2 separate regions of the Homo sapiens genome follow, and region 2 is linked to region 1. Evidence: read pairs that join two places in POLR2A ChIA-PET (ENCODE). Cell type or tissue: PC-9. All regions are shown on one strand. Each heading gives the region's core, and the rest is flanking DNA. Links, peaks and the distances in the headings are about the cores only. Region 1 overlaps IQSEC2 (IQ motif and Sec7 domain ArfGEF 2). Region 2 overlaps GPR173 (G protein-coupled receptor 173).

Evidence for each region. ChIA-PET counts read pairs that join two places held together with the same protein. Peaks named below come from ENCODE experiments on the same cell type or tissue, not always from the same donor. Only the 100,000 strongest peaks of a DNase experiment are listed, where the experiment ranks them.
Region 2: POLR2A ChIA-PET joins it to region 1 with 11 read pairs; 3 of 35 experiments call an interaction of 5 or more read pairs at or near these places.

Annotation. Positions count from the first base shown.
Region 1 is chrX:53,257,253-53,272,362 of GRCh38, reverse strand. The region is part of intron 2 of IQSEC2 (IQ motif and Sec7 domain ArfGEF 2); the gene reads left to right. Among named protein-coding and RNA genes, the nearest start is that of KDM5C, 40 kb to the right of the region's middle. RefSeq lists an enhancer at 15,107-15,110. In PC-9, for the core only: no CTCF peak of the experiment used is centred there; DNase peaks (open chromatin) are centred at 5,952, 6,502, 8,562 and 9,162; H3K27ac peaks cover 3,767 bases.
Region 2 is chrX:53,062,371-53,077,480 of GRCh38, reverse strand. It overlaps GPR173 (G protein-coupled receptor 173), which reads right to left. Exons shown (of 2, transcript NM_018969.6): 2 at 1-956. The coding sequence starts at 859. Among named protein-coding and RNA genes, the nearest start is that of TSPYL2, 12 kb to the left of the region's middle. RefSeq lists an enhancer at 5,495-5,996. In PC-9, for the core only: CTCF peaks have their summits at 5,573 and 5,774 (motif pointing left); no DNase peak of the experiment used is centred there; H3K4me3 peaks cover 734 bases.

The DNA.
Region 1 (15,110 bases), core at 4,958-12,957:
GTACTCAGGAAAGAGTAGCTATTATTAGTGTTGATTTCAGTAGATACTTTTGGAGTACTGCTGTGACCAGGGTCTCTGTTGAGTAACAGTTCTTGCCCTCCATGAGTTCCCAGTCACTCAGGGAGACTGAGAAGGGCCCTGACAGAGGAGAACACTGAAGGGTATGGAAGCCCAGAGGAAGGAATTTGGCCCTGTCTGGGGCTGGTACAGGTCAACTCAGCCTAAGAGCTGGGTCTTAAAGGTTAAGTAAGAGCCAGGGACAGAAGGGTGAAGTGTGGAAGAGCATTCCAGGCAGAAGGAATAGCATACAGCATATGGAAAAGAAACGGGATGTTATTGGGAAGGGCCAGAAGTTCCTAACCTGGGGTGCATGGGTCTCAGATGGGCTTCAGGAACCCCACGAACCTCCGGAAATTGAATGCAAAATGTTGCATTCATATACCTATGTGCATTTTTTGGTGGAAGAGATGGTCCATGGCTTTCATTAAATTGGTAAAGGGGTTTGCATTCCCCTCAAAAAGCTTGAGAACCAATATTGTTGGTGACAAAGTGTCAGTTGAATGGATTCTAAATAGGAGAGTAATTTGGCAAAATTTGTGTTTTAGAAACATCACATTAGCAGTCAGTATGAAAAATGGGTTGTATGCAGGGAAACCAGCTGGAAGGCCTAAACTGGGGTATTGGCAGAGAAGAAATGGATTTGAGCAGGGCTACGGTGTTGCACGACTCCAGTGAGCACCATTTGTTGAGAAGCACTTTAATTTCAAATTATAGAATCCAAATCCTTTGAGAGTTATTAATGAGATAGACTCAATAGAAGTGTCAGATGATATAAACTGTTGTGGATGTATAAGGTGAGGGAAAGGGAAGAGGCGAGGATGAGTCAAAGTTAGCAGAGGGCCAGAGGGACATGAGTCCATGCCAGGGTGATAGTGCAAGGGGAAAAGGGAACCTCTATTAATGCTCACCCAGCATCCAGAGTCCTTAGTCTCAGACATATTTACTAACTTTCATCCTACCCCTGGTTCTCAGAGATCCCAAGTGACACTGGCAATACTCATTTCCCTGCGGATTTTGCAGAGGAATTACTTTTGCTTTGTGAGTTAGGTCAAGTTTCCTGAAGAAAGCTGTGTTTAAGCCAGTCATTCAAGGTCCATGAGGATTCTGAGAGTTAGAGATGGGGGAGGAGGTGCTGACAGTGTCCGCAAAGGCCTGGAGGTGAGCAAGGTGAAATCAGACATTGGAGGGTGCAGAGGTCAGGCTTACCTCAAGCAGCTGTCTGAAGAGTATAGGCTTTTTATTTTATTTTATTTTTTTTTTGGTAGGCAGTTGGAGAGCCATGAACAGTTCTTGAATAGGAAAAGATGAAAAGTGACATGATCAAATTAGCGTTTTAGAAGGGAAATGAGGGAGGAGGCTATGCAGTAATCCAAGGGAGAGAGAAGCCAAGGTCGTGGGCATAGAGCCGAGGAGATGGATTTGAGAGGTGATCAGGAGGAAGAGAGGACTGGAGTCAGAGACTGAAGAGGTAACCGGGGAGAGAGGAGGAGGTGGAGATGACAGAGGCTGGAGTTCGCAGTAAGTTCAAGTGTTCATGCCTGGCACTGGATTCATTCATTCACTGAATATTTATTGAATGCCAGGCACTGTGTTAGGCACTAGGGGTTTAGCACTGAACAGAACAGATGCCTGTCCTGATGGATCTTACAGTGAGTGAGACAGAAAAATAAATAAACAACTAAATGTCTAGAGTGTATCTGATGTCGATAAGTGCTATGAAGAAAAAGCTGGGGTGATAAGGTAGAGAATGTTGGGGTGCCTTTTGAGAGGGAGGGCCTCTCTGATGAGGCAGTATTTGAGCAGAGGCTTGAAGGAGGTAAGAGAGTGAGCCGTGTACCTCTCAGGGACGATGTTCCAGATAGAAGGAACCGCAGGTGTAAAGGCCCCGAGGCAAGAGTGTGTTTGGTCTGTTTGGGGAGCAGCAGGGAGACCAGTGTGATGGGGAAAAGGCTGAAGAAGGAGTGAGAGGAGTAGAAGATGAGATGGTAGGGGCAACATCACAGTCTATCTTTTAGAGCTATTTAGGAGGTAGAGTCCACAATAATTGGTGACTGACTTGCTAAGAGGGCAGGAAGAATCTAGGGTGACTCCAAGGTATGTTTTGGGCTCAGGTGACTGGATGAATGGTGGTGCCTTAAGGACAATGGTGAGATGCTGAGTCAGAGGTCCCTATGAGAGCTGAAGGCCCAAAGGGCCATCCTGGTAGAGCTGTCCAGCAAGCATTGGGCTCGACGGGTCCGGGACCCAGGAGAGGGATCTACACCTGAAGTTATGAAATGGAATGAGATCACTGAAAAAGTGTGGAGTGAAAGAGAAGAGGGCCAGAGCAGAATTGGGAAGGGGAAACCAACGCGTAGGGAAGGAGCCCAGGAAGAAATGGGGGCGGGGTCAGAGCAGTAGGAGGAAAAGCAGTGGGGGTGGGCTCACAGAAGCAGAGGAAGGAAAGGGCCATGCAGAGGAGGGCCTTGTTAAGAGTGTCAAATGTTGCAGCCTGGGCTAGTAAGCCGAGGGCGGAAGAGAGTCTATTGGCTTTAACCATCAGGAGGGCCTGGGCGACCTTCCTCAGAACAGCTTCCATGGAGTGGTGGGCGCATGAGGCAGATTGGAGTGGGTCGAAGAGCTCGTGGGAGGTACCGAAGTGAAGCAGAGATGGCCAGTGTAGACGGGTTTCTTAAGAAGAAGCTTAGCTGTGAAGAGGAGAGAGGGACAGAGGGGGATGTGGGGGCAGATAGAGGGTTTTTATTCCCAGATGGGAGAGACTTGAGCTTCTATAAATGTTGATAGGAAGGAGGCAACAGAGGGGGAGAGGTTGAAAACGCAGGAGGGAGAGGGGATGATTGTTGTGGAGGAGGTAATGGGGATGGGCTCCAGAGTCCAGGTGGAGAGACTGGCCCTAAATGCTAGAGGGGCCCCCTCTTTCTTACAGAGGAGCAAAGCAGTGATAGTGGTGGGGATACAAGGGTATTGGGGGATTGGTGAAAGAAATGCTTCAGGAAAGTTCAAAGCAACAAATGGAGAGCCCTGGCCAAGGGAACGGATGCTGGAGCTGGAAGGAAGCAGAGAATACTTCTGGCTAGGACTTCCTTAGGAAGTGGCACTTGAGCTGGGTCAGGAAATTCAGAAAGGATGGTAATAGGCAAAGATCTGTGCAGAGGGAAGAGTATTCTAAGTGGAAGAAACAGAATCAGCACACACATAGAGATGTGAAAAGGCCAGGCATGCTGATGGAATAATGAACAAGCTAGCTTGATGAAGGCTGGGCATCAGTGAGTAGGGAACATGGATACCACTATAATGGCCGTTATAATAATAGTTACCATGCACTAAGCACCAGCCTTGCTTAGTACATATTTGAATTCCTTTAGTCCCACTGCACCCTGCAGAATAGGTATTTCCTCAGTTTGCAGGTAAGGAAAGTGTGTCCTGGAATGGTGAAGAAATGGACCCAAGGTCATCCGGCTAGTAAATGATGGGGCTGGTATTGAAACTCAGGTCCGTCTGATTCCATAGCCTGTGCTTTTGCCATCTAACAGGAAAGGCCTGGTGAGGCCATATGGTGGGAGAGCCTTGAATGCCAACTTGAGGACCCTGAACTTTATCCAGGAGGCAGTGGGTGTCTGAGCAGAAGAGATGCATGCTTGAAGGTGGGCTTTAGGAAGGCTAATGTGGTTCAAGAAGGGAGGGAGAAGAAATCAGGAGGTGACTGCAGTGTTAGGGGGAGAGGAAGCAGGGGCCTCGCCTGGAAAAGAGGGGAGTGAGCAGTGGGAATGGAATATCACTTGTTCCTCATGACAGCCTGGAGAGGTGTGGATCTTCTGTTTTTATAGATGAGGAATGGGACACTCAGAAAGGGAGGGCTACTTGCCCAGAACTTGCGCCCTGCTTCATGTGATTTTGCTGATTCAGGAAGTCCGTGGAACAATGTGTCAGAGGGAGCTCTGAGTCTGAGAAAGGCGTGTGCGTGCGTGTGTGTGCTTGTCTGTGCATCAGATGGACAGCAATGCCTTCCTTTCCTTTCCCTTCACTTCCCTGTCTGCGTTCCTTCCCACCTCTTCCCATTCTTCCAGTCTCCTGGATTCCATAATTCCTGCATCCCCTGAGCCAAGGGGTCTGGGAATGAGGGTAACTGTTTCCTTGTCTGTCCCCAGAAGGTCAGCCTTGTCACTCCCAAGTCACCTGGTCCCCTCCCAGCCCAACTGTCTGTCCATCCACCATATGAAACTGTAGCCCAGCACCAGTGAATGCCACATGCAGCCTGGCCCCTGGTACTGCTCAGCAGCACCCTAGGGATAGGTGCTTGTTCCTGCAGCGACTCTTCTCCCACTGCTGTGGCTGCTTCTGTGTGGGCAGACGGCCACTTTGGGAATTAGATTCAGCTCACGAGTAGTTAACAATAATCACCACCATGTTCCCATTGCTGGTGTTTGCCAGACACTTGATATATGTTCTAGTTCTTGCAACAGTCCTGGGAGGTTCACATCACGAGCCCCATTTTTACAGACGAGGAAACTGAGGCTCCAAGAGTGACAATAATGCGCTCAAGGGCATATAGCCTGGAACCACTTGTAGAGCTGGGATTTGAACCCAGGTCTGTTTGCTTCCAAAGCTGTGGGCTTTCCGTACTCCATTTCCAAGTATCTCCCATTTTCCTGAGCCTGAACCTTCAGGAAATACAAATCCTTGTCCTTCAAGAGCAGGGTGGGTTTCTAGAGATAGTGCCAAGTTCACCCAAAGGACCTAGTGGGATGAGTCTGAGACTTGGAGCTCCAAAAACTCTGGGTTCAAATCCTGACTCTACCACTTACCCAGCTGTGTGACCTAGAGCAAGTTATCTAACCTTTCTGAGTTTTAATTCCCTCATCTCTAAAATGCTCCTCTGCAGAGCTGTTGTAGGGGCTAAGTGAGATGATGCGTGCAAAATGAGAGCAGGTTGCTGTTATTATATTAAAATGAGGGTCAGGCACCTGGCAGGGTTAGAAAGGGAGTTGATATACGCTGAGGGTGACCTTAAGACTGAGCCCAGGCTGGGTGTGGGGGAGGGCTGTCCCAGCACACTGAGTTGGGTGTGACCCTGGATAATCCATCACACTGGCCTCCCCACCCTGACCCCCATTCTCGTCCCACCTTCTGGTTCCGGTCCTGGCCCTTCGCGTATCTCCCCTGCTCTGCAAACTAATGCCTCTGCCTCTCTCTGTCACCCACCGCCTGTGGCCTCTACCCCGCCCTTCCTGGCCCCAGGGAAGAGGAGGAGGAGGAGGAGACTGAGGAAGAGGAAGAGGAAGACGCTCACCAGTTCTGCTGTCCGGCCTCCGAGTGCAGTAGTCCCTCCTCTCGGTAACTGAGAGGACAAGGGCCATTTTCTATGCAGAAGCAAAAGCCTTAACCAGCCCCTCCTTCCCCCCACCCACCCCCCCGCAGATTCCCCCATGGGACCCTGTCCCCTGCTTCAGGAACCAGATGGGCAAGCATCGTGCCCCTTCCTCCCCCCACCTTCTTCTTGGAATTCCCATCCCCACTGCTGTCTCCTCTGGACTCCAGCCCCTGAATTAAAGAGAGCTGGAGCCCTAGGTCCGACTAAAATGTGGGAGAAGCAGAGCTTGGAGCTTGGAGCTTGGAACCTGGATCCTCCCGTACCCGCACTCCCACTTCCCAGGCACCCTGGAGCCTGCCACTACTGGAGAGGTCTCCAAATGACATCCCAAGGACCTACCTCTGTCCTCTGTGAGCACAAACAGAGATGCAGGGTGCCTAGGGCTCAGAGGACCAGACGGGGGCAGGACCCAGCCTGCCTAGTTCCCTGTCGTTTGTTCCCTTGCTGTGGCCATTGCTGCCATCTCCTCCACTGCTTGAAGGCCTCACCCCATGCCCTCTGCCACTCCCATAGTGCTCTGTAAATATTATCAGGAGGAAAAGGCCTCTCAGAGTGCGTGTTGCTGTGTACAAAGGAATTTCCATCAATAAAAGCTGATCTCTTCTCTCTGTCTGATGTATATTCCACCCACCCCCACTTCCCTCTTCCAATCCCCACCAGGGCCTTGCCTTCTTTCCTATCCAGGGCTGGGAATAGGGGCCGGGAAAGAGAGTAGGGTTTGATTCGTGGTTTTGTCAACACCCAGGAGGCACTCAATAAATGCATGAATGACTCCCAACACGGGCAGGCTAACCTTGGATGTGTCGCATGACCTCTTTGACATCTATAAAAAGGAGAAGGGTTGGATTAGAGGGTCTCCAATGACTCTTCCAGCTGTGACATTTTGTGAATCTGAGATGCTACAGTTTTAAGAAGCTATGATTATGTGAATTTAATAGACAATGATTCAGTGACACATTCCACTGCAATTTTATGATTTCTATTTCTACAATGCAGTGATTTTGGGATTTTCCAGTCCTGTGGTTTTAAGATTGCATAATTCTACCATTTGAACAAATTCTGATGATGCAATTTTAATATTCTGCAATGTTTAGATTCCTTGATCGTTTACTTTTAAGGTTCTGATTCTACAACTTTAGGGATCTCTGAATCTGAGAGGAAGCCATTTCCCTCCAATGCAACGACCCTAAATATTCCCTGCACCTGGGCAGAGGCTGGTTCTAAGACTCCCTGGAGGCTCTCAGCTGGAGGGTGGAAGATGTCCTTTACGGGTTTGTAGGACTCACACCTTCCATGATGTGTCTGAAGTGGGCTCATACCCCCGACTTTTCCTGTCTGAGCCTTTGGTATTAGACAAATCTGAGTTTACCTTCTGGTTCTGCCACTTACATCTGTATAACCTTGAGCAAGTTTTTTCTTCTCCTTGAGCTTTGTTTTCCTCCTGAGTACAGTGAGAATATACCTACCTCTCTGGGTTGTCATGAAGATTAGCAAGAAAGAACACAACGAGCCCAGCATAGGAGCTTGTGCACTGTTGGGCAAGTGTGCTGTGATTGGTGGCTCTTGTTTTGATTAAGGCCCAGGTGAGAGTTTTCTCCTGTCTTTTCTTTCCTCCCTCCCTTCAGCATCTCTATCACATTGAACCTCTAGGTTTCCTAGAACCTCACCTCCTTCCCTCACTTATTGCCTCACTCGCTCAACTCATCTACTCATTCACCCATTCAAAGTCTCATTTATTTCTCCCCTCCCTCCCTGCCTGTCTCCCTTATTTACTCTTCCTCATTCTACTCAACAAAGCATTGTTTGAGCCCTTACTGGGTATAAGACCTGACGCTAAATACTGTGAGAGATCCAAAGTAAGACAGAGGCCAGGTGTGGTGGCTCACACCTGTAATCCTAGCCCTTTGGGAGGCTGAGACAGGCAGATGGCTTGAGGCCAGGAGTTTCAGATCAGCCTGGGCAACATAGTGAGATCTCATCTCTACAAAAAGATTTTTTTTTTTTTTTAAGCATGACAGTGGCTGTGTCCTCTGCGAGCTCTCCATCTCCCAGGGGAGATGAGAGATGAGAAATCCTTTGGGAAAGTAGGAAGGATGCAAAGGGTTAACATGATTGGACAGGAACGGCTTCAGTAATGAGCACATTTTGTTCCTGGCCCAGAGAGGAAGGAGATGTCAAGGTGGGTGGGGAGGTGTGGTGTCCAGGAGGGCTTGCTGGAGGAAGAGGTGCAAGAGTTGAGCCTTGAAGGCTGGTAAGGGTTTGAAAAGGTGGCAAGGGGTGAGAAGGCATTATAGGAGACAGGGACCGCATAGACAAAAACCTGGGGGAGCGCTCCAGGGTCATGCAGGGGAATGGTGGGTACATTACTCTGTTTATTCTGCTCTCCAGGGTGTGTGAATGTAGGTGACCTGGGGCTGGGGACGAGGAGACCATTCTACCCTTCCGCTGAATGGAGAGAGAAGCAAGTGTGGGGGTGGGGACGGGGGTTCAACTACATGGGGGGAGGGGGCAAGTCAGGGTCAGATGACCCTCCCGACCCGTGGGCAACTGAATTGGCTGAATCGGGCAGAGGGCTTGTGCTGTGGGAAGGGGGTGGGGTTTTGATCAGCCGTGAGAGAAATATGTGTGCACGCATGGCCTCCATGTGGCCGGCCATCCTCACACATGTCTTTGCACAAGGCTCTGCAGGTCTCACAGTTGTGAGACTGTGCACACTGCTGCAGAGCTGAGGAAATGTGATGATGTGAGACTGGGTGTGAGGAATTCTGAGTGTGAGGTTGATTGTGTGAAGTGGTGACTTTATGTACCTGGCAGCCTTGATGTCTGTGTCTGGTGGATGTAATCACAAGGCTGGGTGTGGGTGGCTTTTAAGCACGTGAGGCTGTGGCCTTTAGGGTGACAGTTGTCAGGCAGGATGGTCACACACACACAGACACACGTGATTTCTACCTGTGGTCTTCGAGGACCCAGGGTGGCTGCTGAGTAACTGCTGTGTGCTTAGTACTGGCATGAGTGCCATAGGTCCGCAAAGGTGAATCACACCGGGCCGCTGCCCTTGGGAAACAGGACGGGGGTGTGGGGTGGGAGACGGACACTTTAAGAGAGAACCACAAGTTAGCCAGGAAGAAAGACTGACTGTGATAATATGGGTATGCATAAGACACAGGGGAGGGAGTCACTGACCCTGTCATGTTCCGTGAGCGGCAGGAGTGAGTCAGCATTGACTTCCCAGAAGGACCAACCTGCCCAGGGTACTGCAAGATGAAGATGAGCTCACCCAGATCAAGCAAGTCGGGGGGTGAAGGGGAGACAGAAGACATTCTGGGCAGAAGAAACAAAGGAAGAGTATGAGCATGGGCTTGGTTATGTGGATCAGCTTGCTGTAGTCTAGGAATTGCAAGTAACCTGCTATTGCCTGTGACATTGAGGAACTTACAGGGCAGGGTGGGAGGTGAGGGGTGGGGAGACAGGCCAGATTCAGAGGGGCTTCTGAAGCTAAGAGTGGGATGCTGGCCAGAGGTGAGGGGGATTCTTGTCCTGTGCAACCCTGGGCAAGTCACTTTGACTCTCTGGGCCTCCATTTGGGTCTGTGGGATTGGATGGTTCATAAAGCCTAGTCCGTCCAGTCCATCCCAGCTCTGTGCATCTTCTGCCACCCTTGGCTAGCCACATCCATGAGTCATCGCTCTTGAGGTCAGGAGCTTCTTCCATCTAACCTCAGTCCTTCCTGCTTCCTCCCGGGTTGCTTCCTCGTTCACCCACTCCACAAATATTTACCCAGCATGCGATCCTTTGTGTGCCACTGTGGGAAGGCACGGGGAGATGAAGAATGCGAGGACTGTACCTTGAAGGGACTGCTTATAGTGCCTGGGACAGAGGGTGGGGTGGTGGTAAGAGCACGGGCTTTGTGTTCAGATACACTTTTGTTTGAATCTTGGCTCCACCAGTGCTGAGCTTCAAGGCTTTGGGCAGGTTACTTCATCTCTCTGTACCTCAGTTTCATCATCTGTGCTGTCCTCCTCAGAGAGAACAACCCAAACCTTGCAGTGTTGCTCAGCCTAGCAAAATGACAACTCAATAAATGACAACTATTATTTTTAGGGCTGCACAGCAGCAAAGCTGGGATTCAAGCTCAGGTCTTGCGCTCCCAAAGCCCGTGTATGCAGCTCAGCTCCTCTGAAGGCTGCTTTCTTCCCTGTCAGTTCCTGTGCCAAGCCAGGCTGGGCTAGGGCTTAGATCCCTGTGACACTGGGATTGGGCAGCAGAACTAGCTTGCAGAAGAAATATTGGAGGGAGAGGTGGCTGCAGTCCCCCTGCCTCCTCTCTCCCCTGCCACTGGGTCCAGTCTCCTGGCCCAGTCTGCTCCTTCCAGAACCCAAAGCCCCTGGTCCCATCCAGGTGCAATGACCTTCCTCGTCTTGTTTTCTTGTCTCTACTTCCAGTCCGTCCCGTTCCCCCCACTGCCACCTAAGTTGTCATGGGGATAGTCCTCACCATCCCTAGCTTCCTCTTGCCCTCATCTTATGATATCCATGGCAACAGCCCCCATTCGTTTCCATGACAACTGCATCCTGATCCCATCCCCTGCTGGCTGCCTGGTTCCGGGCAGTGCCAATAAAGGGAAGGAGGGAGAGAAGACCTCCCATTAGAAGCAGCATTTGAGGAGGATTAGTGCCCCTGCCATGGGCAGGCCAGCCCCAGATCCCTGTGGAACATCCTACACTGCTTCTCCCCATCTTAGTGCTTTGGCACACAAGGTTCCCTCACTCTTCATCTCTACCAACTCCTTCCAGGCAAGACCCAGTCCACAAGCTTCCTCCCCCAGGAAGCCTTCCGGGCAGCAGAGGAACTAGCACAAGCTTTGGGGTTTGAATCTCTGTCCTGCCACTTGCTAGCTCTGAGACCTTTGGCAGTCATTTCCCCTCTTGGAGTTTTTTTCTTCATCTGCAAAATAGGAATCCTAATTCTTCCCTCACGTTTGCCATGCAGATTAAATAATGTGTGGAAAATGCCTGACACAGGGAAGGTGCGCAGTAAGTGCGAGTTTATTTTTATTCTGCTCAACCACCCCCAAACAGAAGGGATCTCTCTCCTGCACTCCCCCAGCACTTCCTCTGTTCCCCAGCCCTGATAACTTTCTGCTTTGTACTGTGGTTATTTGTGTAGCATAGCTTATTTCCCCCTCTGCAGAGGATGCTCTCCAATTTCCCCCACAGAATAGCCCAGCAGACAGCGCACATGGGCGTGTGTGTGTGTGTGTGAGTGTGTGTGTGTGGTTGTGTCCGTATATGTGCATGTCTGCATGTGTTTGTGTCTATTTTCTTGTGTCTGTGGATGTGTTTTTGTTTCTAGGTTTGTCTGCCTTTGCATGTGTCTGTGTTATTGTACCTCTGCATGCATGTGTGTGAGTGTATGTGTGTGTGTGTGTGTGTGTGTGTGCACATGCAGATGTTTTGCTCCTGGCTGGGAAGAGTCCAGAGAGGGGGTGCTCCCAGACCGTTTCTGAAGTCCAGGAATCCAAAGAGGGAGTTGGTTTTGCTTGACCCCTGCACAGATGAGAAACTGAGTTGCAGAGAGGAAAAGTGACATGCACGGGCTCACACAGCTGGTCAGTGGCAGTCAGGACCTGAGCCTTGGCCTGCCCAGCGTCTTACTCTACAACAGGCTCTTTCTCTCTCTGTGTGTTTGCATGTGTGTGTATGTGTGCGAGAGAAAGAGAAGAAGAGAGATTTTCCATGTGATCAGCATGTCCCCGAGTGTTGTTCTGGGGGCTCTGACTTGAGGGATTCCACATCCCCAGTGCTGTTTCTTCAGCAGTATGTATGATGTCAGAAGCAACGCCGTCAAGCACCCTCCTTTTTTTGCCAGGCTCCCTTGTGGGAGGCTGTGCTGACAGCCTGATCTCCCTGCCACTATTCCCTTTGCAACCAAAACGGGGGTGAGCTCTCAAGGGAGGAATTGCCAAAGAGTGCAGAGCCAGGGGCAGCACGGAGCCGGGAGTGAGGAGAGGCAACAAGATGTCATGAAAAGCCTGGGCCCTGGGTTTGAATCCTAGCTTTTTTACTTAATAGCTATGTGACCTTGAGCAAGTTTATGTCACCTCTCTGAGCCTCAGTGTCTTCATCTATGAAATGAGGCTAATGGTGCCTGCCTTGGTAAGTTTCAAGAATTCAATGAGCTAAGTAGTGCCTTTGCCCTAGGAATTAGAGGTGACAACAGGGCCCTACTGCAGCCCGAGAGGAGCGGGTGTAAGACAGCCTGTGTGGAGGAGGCAGGCAGGCATGGAAAGGCATACCTGAGCAGAGCATTGAAGGCTGAGCAGGAGGTAGCCAGGTTGGGGCAATGGGGCAGAGAATATATGAGGTGGGGGTCAAGTCAGGAGAGCCATCCATGGCCACAGTGAGGAAGTTGAAGGTTATCCCATGGCTGCTGATTCCTGGAACACCCAAGTTAGATCATGTCCCTCCTCTGCTCACCTCAATCAGAGCAAAAGCCAAAGTCTTTATTGTAGGCTCATGCCCTTTCCGATTTGGCCCCCATGACCTCTCTGATCTTACCTCCTATCTCCTCTCATTCACTCTGTTCCGGCCACACTGGCCTCTTCACTGTTTCTCGAACATGCCAGACACAGTTCTACCTCCGGGCCTTTGCGCTGGCTGTACCCTCTCTCTGGACTGCTCTGCCTTTGCCATGCAACTTCCTCTCACTTCCCTCAGCACTCTGCTTATATGCCATTGCTCCAGAAAGGCCTTCCCTGAGCACCACTTCTCAAACAGCACCTTTTCGCAATCTGCTATATTTTCCTTCCTAGCACTTCACCCCTACCTGAAATGGCAGGATATATTTACTTGTTTCTTTCTTCTGTAAGCCTCCAACCTTGTGCCCCCCATAATGAGACCATTCTCTGGGTCCCAGCCACACCCATTCCCTCACTAGAACATCACCTCCCTGAGAATGTTCTCGTGCATTTTGCTCACTAGTATATTTCCAGCACCCAGCACTGTGCCTGGCATACAGAGGGTGCTCAGTTGTTGTTTGTTGAGTGAGTTATCTGGCGCTGTGGAAGGGTTTTAGTGAGAGAATGAAATAGTTAGGTTAGTACAGTTTTGTTTTTGTTTTTGTTTTTGTTTTTGAGACAGGGTCTCACTTTGTTGCCCAGGCTGGAGTGCAGTGGCAGGATCACGGCTTACCGCAGCCTTGACCTCCTGGGCTCAAGCGATTTTCCTGCCTCAGCCTCCCTAGTAGCTAGGACCACAGGCATGCGCCACCACGCCTGGCTAATTTTTTATTTTCTGTAGAGACGGGGTCTCCCTATGTTGCCCAGGCTGGTCTTGAACTCCTGGGCTTAAGTGATCCTCCTACCTCAGCCTACCAAAGTGCTGAGATTATGGGCCTGAGCCACCATGCCTGGCAATACTTTTTTTTTTGAGATGGAGTCTCACTCTGTCACTCAGGCTGGAGTGTGGTGGCACAATCTTGGCTCACTGCAGCCTCCACCTCCCGGGTTCAAGCGATTCTCGTGCCTCAGCCTCCCAAGTAGCTGGGACTACAGGGGCCCACCACCACACCTGGCTAATTTTTTGTATTTTTGGTAGAGATGAGGTTTTGCCATGTTGCCCAGGCTGGTCTTCAACTCCTGCCTTAAGTGATCCTTCCATGTCAGCCTCTGGAGTAGCTGGGATTACAAGTATAAGCCACTGTGCCCAGCTAGATTTGTACTTTTTTTTTTTTTTTTTTTTTTTTGGAGACAGTCTCACTCTATCTCCCAGGCTGGAGTGCAGTGGTGCGATGTCAGCTCACTGCAACCTCTGTCTCCTGGGTTCAAGTGATTCTCCTGCCTCAGCCTCCCAAGTAGCTGGGATTACAGGCACACCCACCATGCTCAGCTAATTTTTGTATTTTTAGTAGAGATGTGGTTTCATCATGTTGGCCAGGCTGGTCTTGAATTCCTGACCTCAGGTGATCCACCTGCCTTGGCCTCCCAAAGTGCTGGGATTACAGGCATGATCCACGGCGCCAGGCCTAGATTTGTACTTTTGGTGGTGGTGGTGGTGGTGGGTTTTGTTTGTTTGTTTGTTTGTTTGTTTTTAGACGGAGTCTCGCTCTGTCTCCCAGGCTGGAGTGCAGTGGCACAATCTTGGCTCACTGCAACCTCTGCCTCCTGGATTCAAGTGATTCTCCTGCCTCAGCAGGAGATTTCAGGCCCCCACCACCACGCCCGGCTAATTTTTGTATTTTCATTAGAGACGGGTTTTCGCCATGTTGCCTGGGTTGGTTTTGAACTCCTGGCCTCATGTGATCTGCTCGCCTCAGCCTCCCAAAGTGCTGGGATTACAGGAGTAAGCCACCACGCCCGGCCCAGATTTGTACTTTTGAAAGCTCTCACTGGCCACAGGGTGAAGAATGGGTTGGAAGAGGAGATCGGAGGCTGTGGTAAAAGTTCAGGAGAGAGTATTTCTTAGAGCAGCCTCCTGAGCACATTCATTGACTCCCTCTGGACGGCAGCTTTTATTGAGCACCTACTCTGTTCCAGGCCGTGTGCTCTGTGTTAGCTGGGAGATTATCAAATTCTCTTCCTGAGCTGGGATTCTGGGAGTCATGAACACAAATAGCTGTCATGCTTTGCCAAAGCTAACCTGTGCCATAAAAAGCAGGACAGACATGTGCTGTGTGTGGGAGCTCTGAACAGGATCAGCAATAATTTCTGGCTGGAGGCGGGATTCAGGAGGGCTTCTTAGTGGTGGCATATGACCTGAATCTTGACGGAACTAGGATGTGGGGGAATTTCTCAGATTGCAGATGGCGGAGACGATGGGGATTGCATTTCAAGTGGTAGGTACTGTATGAGCAGTTTTGGAGGTAGAAAGCAGAGGAGCATTTGGGAAAAGCAGGATGTGGGCCAGGCTGGAATGATGGGTGGATGGAATAGGGGGCTGGCAGCCAACCCTGAAGTATGGCTTAATGTTTAAGAGTGTGGGCTCTGGAGTCAGACTGCCTGGATTTGAATCCTGGCTCTATCATTAGTAGCTGTGTGACCATAGATATGTTACTTAACCTCTCTGGGCCTCAGTTTCTTTATGTGTAAAATGAAGATAAATTACAGTACCTACCTCATACGGTTGTCTTGAAGAGCAAGCAAGTTATTCAGTGTGAAGTGGTAAGAATGGTACCTAAATGTGCTAAATGGTCTATAAATATTAGCTGTTGTATCTTGGAGAAGCCTCAAATGCCAGAATAAGGGACTTGGGCTATCTCTTCTGAGCAGTGGAAGTTATAGATGATGGTTCATGCATACAGGAGACAGTTGATCAAAACTGGGCTTGAGCCGTGTGCTGGGAGGGGAGGTTTGAGAGATTAATGGGCAAGATCCTGCAGTCCTGGCAGGGAGGAGAGGAACATCTTGGATGCCGGGGGTGGGCTGAGCTGGGGCTGAACCCTGGAGTGGGGGTGATGTCAGGGCCACCGCCCCAGGCCCAGGAGGAGAGAGAATTTGGGGTGGAGAGCGAGCGATGGGTGGGAGCTCTCCCCAGGGCGGAGCCGAGCTCCACAGCGCTGCAGCCCGGGACCGGGCCTCGTGGGCGCAGCCTTCACACCACATCCAGCCCCCAGTGCAAAGCGCTCTGCTGCAAGGCTGGCAGGCCTGTTGCAGTTCCAGCTCCTGCACTGGTAGGGTCCCCCC
Region 2 (15,110 bases), core at 861-8,860, 190 kb after region 1:
TGCGGCCCAGCTGCTTTTCACCCTTGACCTCGTCCATGCCCAGTAGCCGCCGGCTGGCTGCATGCCCATTCTGCCGGATACCCAGCAGGGTTGGTGGCATGGGCCCACGGCCAAAGCCGGCGATCCAGTTGGCAGCAGCCTGGCCGGTGGCCCCGGGACCATGGAATGTCCAGTTCTGGCTGATGGCTGGCACCATCTGCACTGGCTTCATCTTGCGGTGACGATACTCGAAGAGGAGCAGCTTGCCGTAGACAGCATGGGTAGCTGCCATGAGCACAGCCAACATAAGCATGAAGCCCAGCGTGTCATTGGCCTTGAAGTAGCGATGCTCAAAGATGCACTGGTCCTCCTCCCGAATAAACTTGTAGGTGCCCACGTCAAAGACAGGTGGGAAGGCCATGGCCACAGACAGGGTCCAGGCCATGCAGATGACAGCCGCGCATGTCCAGAGTGTCATGCGCTTGGCGTAGAAGCGGTGGTGGGCGATGGCCATGTAGCGGGTGACGCTGATGCAGAACAGCATGAAGGCCGCATGGAAGCAAAAGAGCACGGCCATAAAGGCCACAATCTTGCAGCTGAGTGCACTGAAGGTCCATGAAGAGCCGTGGCGCACAGAAGCCAGCACAAAGGGGAAGCAGACGGCAGAGCGTATGCCATCGGCCAGGCACAGGTCCAGCAGGAAGTAGTAAGGAGCCTTGTGCAGGGCACGCTCCTTGAGCACCAGCAGGGACAAGATGGCGTTACCCGCCAGGCTCACGCACATAATCAGTCCCAGCAGTACCAGCTTCACATAAGCTGATGCGGACGGTGGGGACAGAGCGCCGCTCACCTCCTCAGGCTCTCCGGTAGTGTTGGCCATACTGAGGGTCAGGGGCTACTGCCAACCCTAGGGGGTCAGCCAGTCCGGTACTCGATGGGCCCGGGGGGGCTCCATGAGTTGTCCTGCTACATTGCACCTGCAAATGGGAATGAGCGGGGGAGACACAGACACAGAGAGACAGAGAGATGAGGGCAAGAGAGAGACAGAGAGATGAGGGCAAGAGAGAGACAGGCAGAAAAACACAACAGGCGTGCAGAGACAAAGTGGGAAAGAGAGAGAGAGAGAGATAGAACAAAGAGATAGAAAAGTGGCCACCGATATAAATGGATTGAGATTGACACAGAAATGGAGGGGATGAGAAAGAGCGAGGAGAGAGAAAGAGGGGAGAGAGAGAGAGACAGACAGGAGACCATGAGAAACAGATGGAAAGGAAAGATGAGGAAGAAACAGAAAGGGTAGGGTTAGTGTGTCTACGAGCCCTCCCCAATTATGCCCTGGCTGGTGCCAGGCCCTGCCCCTGGGCCACTCCTGCTCCTACCCGCTCCTTGTCAGGTGAGGATGCTGCATTTCTTTGGATGTCTTTGGTTACCTGTTTCCTCCACTGGTGGATCTGTGGGGCAGGGATGTTGGTGCAGCTCTTCTCCCCTTTTGCAAAGCTCTAAGGTTGTGTTCAGACTTTTTTTTACTGCCACCCACAGTAAAAAAATACATTTTACATCACAACCCGCTACACATACATGCACGCACACACACAGCTCAACCAAAAGTTTCACAAAACAGTACTGAACCTGTATGCAATGTACCCCATTCATTTTTATTCTCTTTCATGTGTTCTTAAAATGCTGGTACCACTCACTTAATAGATTTCTTTATTCATGATGAGGAATGTGTTTAGTGTGCTTGAGGAACAGCAGGAAGACGAGTGAGGCAGGAACGGTGAGAGCAAGGGAGACAGTGGTGGAAGGTGAAGTCGCAGAGATGCCTTGGGGCCAGATTGTGTAGGGTTGTGGGCCACGATGAGGACTTTGGTTTTTATTTTAGGTGAGGAGGCAAGTATGTGTGAATATAAACATGTAGGGATGCTTGTGCATATTCATTCATACACTGAAAAAATATTTATCAAGCATCTGTGTGCCAGGCACTGTTCTAGGTATTGGGGATACAGCTGTGAACTACACAGATAAAGATCCCGGCCCTTGTGGAACCGACATTCTAGATAACAAAGAAGAGACACGGGTGAAGTATAGTATGTCAGATGATGACAAGTTCCTAAGAATAAACATAAAGGAGGGAAGGAAGATAGGAAGTGCTAGGGGTGGGGAAGATGCTGCAGTTTTAGATGAGGTGGACAGGGGAGGCTTCACGGAGGAAGTGTCATCTGAGCACAGACCTAAGGGAGGTGAGAGAGTGAGTCATGCGGATATCTCGGGGAAGAGAAGTCCAGGCAGGGGGAACGGCCAGAGCAAAGGCCCTGAGGTGGGACTCTACATGGCATATTTGAGGAAGAGCAAGGAAGCCACTGTGGGTGGAACACAGTGAGTCAGGGGAATGTGGTGGCAGGTGAGGTCAGAAAGGTGGTGAGGTCAGATCAGGGAGGCCGTGGCGAGAACTTTTTCCTCTGAATGAGATGGGAGTCACGGGAGGATTCTGAGCAGAGGCCAGATGTGGTATGATCTAGGATGGAACAGAATCCCGCTTGCCGTTGTGAAGAGCAGGGGTCATGTGGGGTGTATTAAAAGTAGGGAGACTACTCAGAGGCCCCTGCAGCAATCCAGGTGACAGATAATGCCCCCTCCATGCCACTCTCCCTATTTTGCCTCCTAGAATTTCTCTCTTCTAACACACTATATATTTATATATATATAATTTTATAATATAAAAATTTATATATAAATTATATATATTTATATATAATTATATTTATATATAAATACAAATAAATAAATATAAATATATATTTATATATTTATTTATAATATTTATAAATAAATATATATAAATCTATATTTATAGTTATTTATAAATAAATATATATAAATCTATATTTATAGTTATTTATAAATAAATATATATAAATCTATATTTATAGTTATTTATAAATAAATATATATAAATCTATATTTATAGTTATTTATAAATAAATATATATAAATCTATATTTATAGTTATTTATAAATAAATATATATAAATCTATATTTATAGTTATTTATAAATAAATATATATAAATCTATATAGTTATTTATATATAAATATAAATATATATTTATATATATTTATATATTTATTTATAAATAAATATAAATATATATAAATATATATAAATATACATTTATATATAAATATATATGAATGTATATTTATATATATTTATATGTAAATGTATATTTATATATGAATAAATATAAATGTATATTTATATATATTTCTATATGAATAAATATAAATGTATATTTATATATATTTCTATATGAATAAATATACATGTATATTTATATATATTTCTATATGAATAAATATACATGTATATTTATATATATTTATATAAATGTATATTTATATATTTATATATAAATAAATATACATGTATATTTATATATTTATAAATATATATTTATATTTATATATTTATATATAAATATATATTTATGTATAATATATATTTATGTATATTTATATATAAATATAAATATATATTTATATATAAATATACATAAATATATATTTATATTTATATATAAATATATATTTATATATATATAAATAAATATAAATATATATATAATTATATATAAAATATATAAATTTATATATATAAAATTATATATACAAACTTTTTTATATATATAAAATTTTTTAAATATATAAAAATTATATATATATAATTTTATATATATAATTTACTTTTAAATTTTAGTTTATTGCCTGCCTTGTCCTGTCAGAATGAAAGCTCCACAAAGGCAGGAGTTAAAGACTCACTGACTCTCCTCTGAAAGAACACTACATAGCACATCATGGTAGGCTCTCAGTGACAATATATCAAATGAATTGATTGAGGGATTAAATGGGCTGGGGCTGTGGGTCAGAGAGGGTGCCCTGGAGACATCCAGGCAGGATTAGCTACAACAGCAGCCTGGGGGGTACATCTGGTGGTGAGAGCAGCGCAGCAAAGCTGCAGGAAAGAGGAGAGCTCCGGGAGTGTGGGGATGTGACCAGGTAACAGCACAGGTCCCAGAGGGAAGGCAGTGAGGCAATTGGGCAGAAACTGGGGAAACTCAGGATGATTGTTGGGGCTGGGCTGGGATTAGGGGGTGGAACTTGAGTGGATGTCTTCCTACTCCCTCCCTCCCAGGAAAAGTCTCCCCTCTGCATGGTTTTCCAGCTCAATCCAGCCTGGCCTGCCACAGCCACCTGGTGCCCGGCCTTTTTTTTTTTTTTTTAGACAGTCTCCCTCTGTTGCCCAGGCTGGAGTGCAGTGGCAGAATCTCAGCTCACTGCAACCTCCGGCTACCGGATTCAAGTGATTCTTGTGCCTCAGCCTCCCGAGTAGCCGGAATTACAAGCACACGCACCACCACACCCGGCTAATTTTTGTATTTTTAGTAGAGACAGGGTTTTGTGATGCTAGCCAGGCTGGTCTCCAACTTGTAACCTCAAATGATTCGCCCGCCTTGGCCTCCCAAATTGTTGGGATTACAGGTATGAGCCACTGCGCCCGAGCCAGGCTTTTTAATGGCACCCTGAAATCTCAGAGCCCATGACAGGAGGCCAAACTAGTACTTAGAAAGTGCTAGGGCAGGGGCTGAGCAGAAATGGGGTTGGTGGGCTCCCTTTCAGCCCTTCAAGGCCTGACAGCCCCCTCAGACTGTGGAACAGCCCGCAGCTGGGTGAATGTAAACACACACACACTTACTCTCTTTCTCTCTCTCTCTTTCTCTTTCTCTCTCCTTTACCTTGAGGGGAGGCAGAGGGAAAGGGATAGAGACAGACAGAGACTGAATGTAAGAGAGAGGCCAGAGAGACACAGAGAGAGAGAAGGAGAGAGAGGTGTGTGTGACAGAGACAGACGGAGACACAGGAGGGAGAAAGAGACAGAGAGAGAAACAGAGAAAGGGGAGAGAGATCCTTACATACAGAGAGGAAGAGAGAGACAAAAAGGGGAAGAAGGGTGAAAATGAGAGTGAGAAAAAAGAGACAGAGGCACACACAGAAACCAGCATGCCAGACAGAGAAGGGAGAGAAATAGAGAGAGAGAGAGAGAGAGAGAGCAAGAGAGAGAAAAGGAGAGCAGGGAGAGGGAGAGGGCTAACGCCAGGAAAGAAAGAAAAATAGAGACGGGGTGGGGTGGGGCAGAGATAAGAGAGGGTAGCTGGAGAGAGATAGAGAGAGAGACAGAAATAAAGATGGAGATAGAGAGGGAGACACGGAGAGCCACGCTAAGACCGAGAAGGTGGATAATGCGTAGCCCTGAGTCTCAGTGAAAACAAAAGCTAAAGATAAAACAAAACCCCCCACATCCCCCCCAAACAATAGCAGCAAACAAACACAACCCTGGGAAAGCTCGGGACATTTTACAAACAAGTGAGGAGAGGGTTTTCCTCCGCAGACTGGCAGCTGCAGCCCGGGCCCAGCTGAGGCTCAAGACGCGTGCAAACACAGAACACACGCACACCTGCTCGAGCCCAGACACGTGCACACCCCATCCCCCCATAAACGGTCTACTGCTGTGGACACCCTCAGACAGCAACCCGCTCTTGCATGAGGAACGCGTGCGCACGCATGCAACACACATACACACACACACTCACACATACGCACACGCACTCACACACATATGCACACACGCACACGGAGGCAGAGGTACATCTTGTACTCTGCCGTGTTCACACAGGTACACAGTGTACCCTCTCCGAGCGCCAGCGCTTCGTCCTCAACAAAGGCGTTACTGCCCTCTAGGGGACATTTTGGAAATTTGTGTAGGAGCATTTTTGATGGCCACAGTGCTGGGGTGTAGGGTGTCCTTCTGACATTTAGGAGTCGGGGAGGATGTTGGCCATCCAGTAATATGGGGGAGAGTCCCACGCAGCCAACATGTCCCGCATCCTCTAGGACTTTGGACTTTTAAGTAAGTGAACTTAGAATCTATTTCACAGATAAACACCATTTTTTTTCTCTTGATTTTAACATACCCCGAATTATCCAGGAACGTGGCTGTCATGTAAGTAAAGAGGAGGCTGCACTTTGGTTTGGGATGAGCTTTCCTTAGAGTTGTTGACTATTTTAGAAAATCTCACCTCCAAGGCCTGTGCCTGTCATTTTCCTGCACGTCCTGCCTCTGATGTTTCCCCTTCTCCTAAATCCATAGTTACCCAGTATAAGACATTGGGGGCCGGGCACAGTGGCTCACGCCTGTAATCCCAGCACTTTCAGAAGCGGAGGTGGGCGGATCACCTGAGGCACGGAGTTCGAGACCAGCCTGACCAACATGGAGAAACCCCGTCTCCACTAAAAATAAAAAAATACAAAATTAACAGGGCGTGGTGGCACATGCCTGTAATCCCAGCTACTGGGGAGGCTGAGGCAGGAGAATCACTTGAACCCGGGAGGTGGAGGTTGTGGTGAGCTGAGATTGCGCCATTGCACTCCAGCCTGGACAACAAGAGCGAAACTCCATCTAAAAAAAAAAAAAAAAGACATTGGGAGCCTCTAATCACTTCCTTGAATCTCCTGGGGAGTGTCATGCCCAAGCATTTACATATTGAAATACAAATCGTTTTCTTATAAATCATTTTTCTTTTATTTCTTATTTGTATTATAGTTAATACAAAATGGATATTGTATAAAATATGGATTTTCTTTTTAAATTACATGTGCAGAGGGCCAGGCGTGGTGGCTCACACCAGTAATCCCAGCACTTTGGAAGACTGAGGCGGGTGGATCGCCTGAGGTCAGGGGTTTGAGACCAGCCTGGCCAACATGGTGAAACTCTGTCTCTACTAAAAATACAAAATTAGCTGGGCGTGGTGGCACGAACCTGTAATCCCAGCTACTCGGGAGGCTGAGGCAGGAGAATCACTTGAACCCAGAAGGTGGAGGTTGCAGTGAGCCGAGATAGTGCCATTGCACTCCAGCCTGGGTAACAAGAGTGAAACTCCATCTCAAAAAAAAATTACATATGCAGAGAGATTATATTCCTAAGAACTTCATTTCCAGACAGTAAAGGGGTGTTACAAAATATCTGTTATGTACAAGAGGGCACTGGATATGAGAGGGCTGAGAATTGTTCACATACACAGACACACTCAGATACACACTCACACACATGCAATGGTCCACAAAACCACCTTTGTAACTCCCCTAACACACACATGGATGAACGAGATCTCAAACACTGACAGATAGGTACACACAAGCAAACTTACCCACATATACTTTCATTCACACAGACATATATATACTCATTGACCCAATATAGCTGATGATTCAAATCCTCCCACATATTCAGACACAACACAGATATACACAAAGTTGTATATTAATATTGTCACATAGATAAACACTGTCACGATATTAACACTCAAAGTTACTTACATATGCCAGCAGGCTGACACGCACTTGAACCCTACCATGTGTGTGTATACACACACACATACACACACAGGTATAGTACATAGAATCCCCCTCAGAGACCTATAGATATATATGCACCCAGAAAAAAGCAGGCAAGTAAAAAACTGCCCACATATACACACACATGCTCTAACACAAAGAGACAGATTCAAACTCTCTCACATAGATTAGGTGTGCTCACCAACACAAATATGTATATCCTGGTATATGTACACACACACACCCATTCACATATACACTCCCACCCATGAACAGACTTATAACAGCTCCAACACACACACACAAAGGCACACTCATACACTTTAGCAATACGCAAACAAACACAAAGATAAAAATTGCATATTGTACATATACAGACACACACAAAGACAAGTACACATGGGCAAACATGTGTACACATATAAACTTGCTCACACACAGATACACTTAACTGACATACACATCCTGCAACAGGTATACCGCTGGAGCCAAACCTGCTCATGTGCAGAGACCAGCTAACTCTTGCACTTGTAAGTGGACAAACGAGCAGAGCTGCCCAGCTGGTAGGCTCCTACCACAGCAGAGGGCTAGAGCAAGAATGGCTCCAGAGCAACCATGTGCAAAGAGAGGTGGTAACTGTTTTCATCACTTCCCGTTGAAACATTCCAGATAGTATGATTATTACTTTGCTAGTTTATCATCAGTGAGGTTTTGGAGTTTGGCCTATACCTATGTGGACAATGTTTGTTTTTGTTTTCTTTTCTGTTTTTTTTTTTTTTTAAGAGAAAAGGTCGGCTGGGCACGGTGGCTCACGCCTGTAATCCTAACACTGTGGGAGGCTGAGGCGGGATGATCACTTGAGGCCAGGAGTTGGAGACCAGCCCGGCTAACATGGTGAAACCCTGTCTCTAGTAAAAATACAAAAATTAGCTGGGCGTAGTGGTGCATGCCTGTAATCCCAGCTACTCCGGAGGCTGAGGCAGGAGACTCGCTTGAACCTGAGAGGTGGAGATTGCAGTGAGTGAGCTGAGATCATGCCACTGCACTCCAGCTTGGGTGACAGAGTGAGACTCTGTCTCAAAAAAAAAAAAAAAAAAAAAGAGACAAGGTCTCGCTCAGTCACCCAGGCTGGAGTGCGGTGGTGTAATCATAGCTCACTGCAGCCTCAAACTCCTGAGCTCGAACAATCCTTCTGCCTCAGGCCCCGAAGATGCTGGGATTACAAGCCTGAGCCATCACGCCTAGCCTTCATTTATGAAAAATATTTATTTATTTATTTATTTATTTATACAGGGTCTCGCTCTGTTACCCAGGCTGGAGTGCAGTGGCATGAACCTCAACCTCCTAGGCTCAAGCAATCCTCCTACCTCAGCCTTCAGAGTAGCTGGGACTACAGGGATGTGCCACCATGCCTGGCTAATTTTTTAAGGTTTTTTTTTGGTAGAGATGCAGTCTCACTATGTTGCCCAGGCTAGTCTCAAATTCTTGGGCTCAAGAAGTCCTCCTGCCTCAGCCTCCCAAAGTCTTGGGATTACAGGCATGAACTATTGCACCCCGCCTATTTTTCTTTTAATTTGATTTTCTTCTTATTTTTCCTCAAGTTTCTTTCTTCTACAAAAATAGGAGGGCTGTCTTATCACCAAGAAACAGAGAAAAAATAGAAGCATTGTATGATTGTTGCTATGTGGACTATTATATAGTATAGTATTAGGTGTTTCTAAAGAGAACAGTATTATTTTATTTTTCTGATTGTTACTTTTTTATAAAAAAGTTTTATTATAGAGTATTTCAAACATTAAAAAGTAAAGAGAATACTGTAATGAATCTCAGTGGATCCATTGCCCAGACTTACCAATTACCAACTCATAGCTAGTCTCATTCTGCCTATAACCCTACCCACTTCCCTCACTCCCAGTATTCTGAAGCATATCTGTTATATCATTTCATCCTTAAGTATTTCAGTATCTACTCCTAAAAGGTCAAGACTCTTTTAAAAATATTACGACAATATCATTTTTATCATTTCTTGGTTTATTGATTGATTTACTTGTGATTGGTATTTGATACTAAAAATTAACCAAATCTGATTCCTGGTGGGATTTCATACTTACTATCTTTTGTTTTTACATAAAAATATTTGTCAATAAATGAATGAAGCCCAACAATAGTTTAATTGAGTTGCTTTATGACTTTGTTTCAGAGTGCTGCTTTCTTTTTTTTTTTTTTTTTGAGATGGAGTCTCGCTCTGTCGCCCAGGCGGGAGTGCAGTGGCACGATCTCGGCTCACTGCAAGCTCTGCCTCCCAGGTTCACGCCATTCTCCTGCCTCAGCCTCCCGAGTAGCTGGGACTACAGGCACCTGCCACCATGCCCGGCTAATTTTTTGTATTTTAGTAGAGACGGGGTTTCACTGTGTTAGCCAGGATGGTCTTGATCTCCTGACCTCGTGATCCGCCCGCCTCGACCTCCCAAAGTGCTGGGATTACAGGCGTGAGCCACCGCGCCCCGCCAGAGTGTTGCTTTCTTAAGAATGCAGAGAAAAATCAGTTTTCAGAACTCACAGAGGTCTGCTGACCCCTTCAATAGAAAGATTTGGAATTTTTAAAGCATCTGGCAGTGCAAATTGAGAAACTGGGATCTTTTATGAGATGGGTTAGAATATTTTTAGCTGGAGCTCAACCGGCTAGTGACAGGGTTGTATGATTAACAAGTAAAGCTAAGATGCCCCTCCCAGTAGAATCTCACAGGTTAGCGGTGTGCAGGGAAATTGTGTACACTATTTTTAAGACCAATGAGGTAAAGGGAATAGGAAAGGGGCCATGTTCAATTATTGCTGTTAGGAGATACACTGGTGACAGGTCAAAGGGCATTGAGATGACACTAACTTAGATGTTCAATCAGAAAGGTTTTCATTTTCTACCCATGCATCTATGGGTGTTGACATTGCATAGTTTACAGTACTAGTTAGAAACTTGAAGAGAAGTACAAGAAGCACCAACATAAACTAAGTTTGAAATATTCAAAGTGATACATGAATACTTTGAAATACTGTGGAAACTCCATAAGTCTGTGGACAGATGCTGCTGTTTACAACAGCAGTTTGTTTGGAAAACTCTGAGATTCATTTACTGAGGAGCCCTCACCTGTAAGTTTGTCTATAGGTCTCATTTCCACAGTAAATTATGCCAGATGAATGTAATTAAATCCAAGACATTTCCCACCTGCCTTTCAGCTTTCTGTAAGGAACTGGGATCAGTACACCCTTCCGTGTTGTTTTAAACCCAAATGTGTAGAGATTTGGTAAAAATAATAGTAATAATAATAATAATGAGGTAAAAGAAACATGGCAACATTTCTTTGTGAATGCTTCTCATTTTTCAGATTTTTTTTTTTTGAGTCTCGCTGTTGCCCAGGCTGGAGTGCAGTAGTGCAATCTCAGCTCACTGCAACCTCCGCCTCCTGGGTTCAAGCGATTCTCCTGCCTCTGCCTCCCAAGTAGCTGGGACTACAGGCGCACACTGCCATGCCCAGCTAATTTTTCTTTTTTTTGTATTTTTAGTAGAGACGGGGTTTTACCATGTTGCCCAGGCTGATTTCGAACTTCTGAGCTCAGGCACAGATTTTATGTTTACTGGCTTCAACAAATGGCTTTTTTTGCACACGAATAAAGTTACATAAAAAATGTTAAAGACACTAAAGAATAGCGTGAAGACTACTGACAGAGTTTATGGATTCGAAGCAAAACTTCAACTTAGGAAATGTGAAGTCAAGTATGGTTCCCTGGGTGATGTTTACTTGGTGTTGCAATTTGAATACTAAAGAAGACTTATTAGGGTAAGTAGAGCAATGTCTGCATTCACTTAGGGGAAAAGCTTCATCATTATTTTAAGATACACAAAATGAAAATTTTCTGTTGCATTCAATTTGTGAGCATTTATTTATTTATTTATTTTGGAAACAGGGTCTCACTCTGTCACCCAGGCTGGAGTGCAGTGAGGTGATCATGGCTCACTGCAGCCTCAACCTCCCAGGCTCAAGCAATCCTCCCACCTCAGCCTCCTGAATAGCTGGGATCACAGGCACGCGCCACCATGCCCGGCTAATTTTTGTATTTTTGGTAGAGACAGGGTTTCGTCACGTTGCCCAGGTTGGTCTCAAACTCCTGGGCTCAAGCAATCCTCCCACCTCAGCTTCCCAAAGTGCTGGTATTACAGGCATGAGCCACCGCACCTGGCCTGCATTTGTTACAAGAAATTTCATATTTGATTGAAAGAAAAGAAAGAGATGCTACATTTAAAAAAGAATCCTCCCTTTGAAGCACAAAATTCAAACACTACAAATTATCCAAATTCTGAATATTTGTCGAGAAACGAGTTTTAACCCACTAAAAAATACTCTTTGACCATTTGCTGCAACTTACTTAGGCTAGCAATTTCCTGTTGATGGTGACTACCAAAAGATAGAAAAGATCACGCAGCTATTTCAAGCACAAAACCTTAGTCTCTGCCTGGCCATGACAAGAACAAGAGAATTATAAAAGGGAGGTGGAAAAGGAAGGCACGAATAAGCAGTTGTTCCATTTCTTAAGAAAGGTGGGTATGGTGTGAAAGCACCAGCCATACTCAACACTAGTAACTGCACCTGATGCTTCTGAGAAACCAAAATGTTATCTGATGACCCCAAAGCTTGTGTTTTTGAGGTCAGCTCTGCTGACCTGTAGAATCATGCAGCTACATTTCATACATTCAAGCTAATTACTGAGGGCATTAGGTCAAACATTGGGTTGTGTGTGAGCAATCTCCATGGAATGTGTCTTACCTTCAACAACATGCTTTCCAAGATCAAAAACTGGCAGGCCACAATAGAAGTTTATATCTGTGTCAAAACTACCAATTGTTATTTACTTCATTTCCTTTGTTTGAGCTTTTACCAAGAAACACAATAACTTGATGTAGAAGATCTATGCTCAGCACCAGTGGATTTGCCAAGTCAAGATTAAAATGACCATAAATGAATCAAAGGACCATAAAATAAATCAAACCACTTATGACTTGATCAGAAGTGGGCATGGATGTTGACCACTACAAATTCACATTAGTGAATTTAAAAGTTATGGTCTGCTATGGTTTGAATGTGTCCCCTAAAGTTCATGTGTTAAAAACTTAATCCCCAATGCAACAGTGTTGACAGGTGGGACCTTTAAGAGGTAATGAGGTTATGAGGACTCTTCCCTCATAAATGGATTAATGCTGTTATCACAGGAGTGGGTTGGTTATCACAGAAACGGGTTCCTGATAAAAGGATGAGTTCTACCCACTTCCCTTCTCTCTTTGTCACGTGCACATGCTCTCTTGCCCTTTTGCCTTCCACCATGGGATGATGCAGCAAGAAGGCTCTCACCAGATGTAGCCACATGATCTTGGACAGCCCAGCCTCCAGAATGATAAGAAATAAAATAAAATCTCTGTTCCTTTTTTTTTTTGAGACAGAGTCTTGCTCTGTCACCCAGGCTGGAGTGCAGTGGCATGATCTAGGCTTGCTGCAACCTCTGCCTCCCGGTTTCAAGTGATTTTTGTGCCTCAGCCTCCCAAGTAGCTGGGACTACAGGGGCCTGCCACCAGGATGCCCAGCTAATTTTTGTATTTTTAGTAGAGATGCAGTTTCACCATGTTGGCCAGGCTAGTCTTGAACTCCTGACCTCAAGCAATCCTCCCGCCTTGGCCTACCAAAGCGCTGGGATTACATGTGTGAGCCACTGCGCCTAGCCTAAAATCTCTGTTCTTTACAAATTACCCAGTCTCAAATATTGTTATAGTAGCGCGAAATGGACTAAGAAGATTGGTGCCAAGAATGGGGTTGTTGCTATAATGCCTGAAAATGTGGAAGTGGCTTTGGAACTGGGTAATGGGTAGAGGTTGAAAGAATATGGAGGAGCAGGCTAGAAAAAGCCTGTAAAGCCATAAATAGAGGGTTAAGGGTGATTTTGTGTGAGGCCTCAGAAGAAGACAAGTGCTATAGGGAGAGCCTAAACCTCCTTAGGGATTACTTAAGTGGCCATGATCAGTTCTGATTTCATGTGTTAAAAATGTAATTGCCAAGTGGTTCTGATCATGACCACTTAAGTAATCCCTAAGGAGATTTAGGCTCCTTAGCTTTGTTTCTAATCCCATGATCAGAAATATGGATGGTAAAGGCCATTTTGATGAGGTCTCCGATGGAAATGAGAAATAAGGTATTGGAAACTGGAATAAAAGCCACCTTTGTTATATGCGTGCAAAGATTTGGCAGAATCGTGTTCATGTCCTAGGACTTAGTGGAAGGCAGAATTTAAGAGTCATAAACTAGCATATATAGCAGAAAAAATATCTAAGCAGCAAAATGTTTGAGATGCCACATGACTACTTTTGGCTATGTACAGCAAAATGAGAGAAAAACGATTTAAAGACAGAATTTATAATTAAAAGAGAAGCAGAACAGAAAGATTTGGAAAACTCTCAGCTTGACCATGTAAAAAATACAAAAGCATGTTGGGGAGAGAATACTAAGGGTGTGACCAAGAGACTGCTAAAGAGACTAATATGGGTAGAAGGAAGCCAGATTCTATTCAGAGGCCTTTGAGGCAAGCTAGGATCTTGAGGGCAAGGTTTCTAGAGAGGTACCCCTAGGACTTGAGCATTTGCTGCCCTGTGCCACCTTGGGACTCTGCTCCTTCAATTCTGGAGCAGTACCCCTTGGCTGCCCCTGCTGTGGCTCAAGCAGGCCCAAGTGCAGCTCGACTTGCTGCTCCAGAAAGTATAACCTGTAAACCTTGATGGTGTCCACATGGTGCTAATTCTGTAGGCACACAGAATGCACGAGTTGTGGAACCATGGCTTCCTTTGTCTAGATTTCAAAGAATTTCATGGACAGCCTGGGGAACCAAGCAGAGACTTGTCATAGGGATGGAGCCACTGCAGAGGGCTCCCACTAAGGCAACACTTAGTGGAACTGTGGGAGTGGGGCTGTCCCAAGACCACAGAACTACAGGACCACGAATGTGCAACTCCAGCCTGCGAAGGCTGGAGGCATGAGACTTCAACCCATGAGAGCTGCTGGGTGGACTGAGCCCAGCAAAGCCATAGGGGCAGGGCTGCTCAAGACCTTGGGGGCCCAGCCCAGCTCTAGTGTGCCCAAGATGCAGGACGCAGAGTCAAAGATCATTCTCCAGCTTTAAGACTTAATGTTGGCTGGGCACGGTAATCCCAGCAGTTCGAGAGGCTGAGGTGGGTGGATCGCTTGAGCCCAGGAGTTCAAGACCAGCCTGGGCAACATGGCCAAATCCCATCTCTACAAAAACTCGGGGAGCTGAGGTGAGAGGATCGCTTGAGCCCAGGAGGTTGAAGCTGCAGTGAGCTGTGACACTGTGATCCCATCACTGTACTCCAGCCTGGGTGACAGAGAGGGAGACCTTAACTCAAAAAAAAAAAAAAAAAAAAAAAAAAGAAGAAGACAATGTTTTTTTTTTTTCTGTTGGATTTTGGACTTACTTGGGACCAGTTACCCCTTTCTTCTTGCTTATTTCTCCCTTTTGGAATGGGAATGTCTATCCTATGCCTGTCCCACCATTGTATTTTGGAAGAAAGTAATTTGCTATTTTCATAGGCTAACATCTGGAGAGAAATTTGCCTCAGGATGAATTGCACC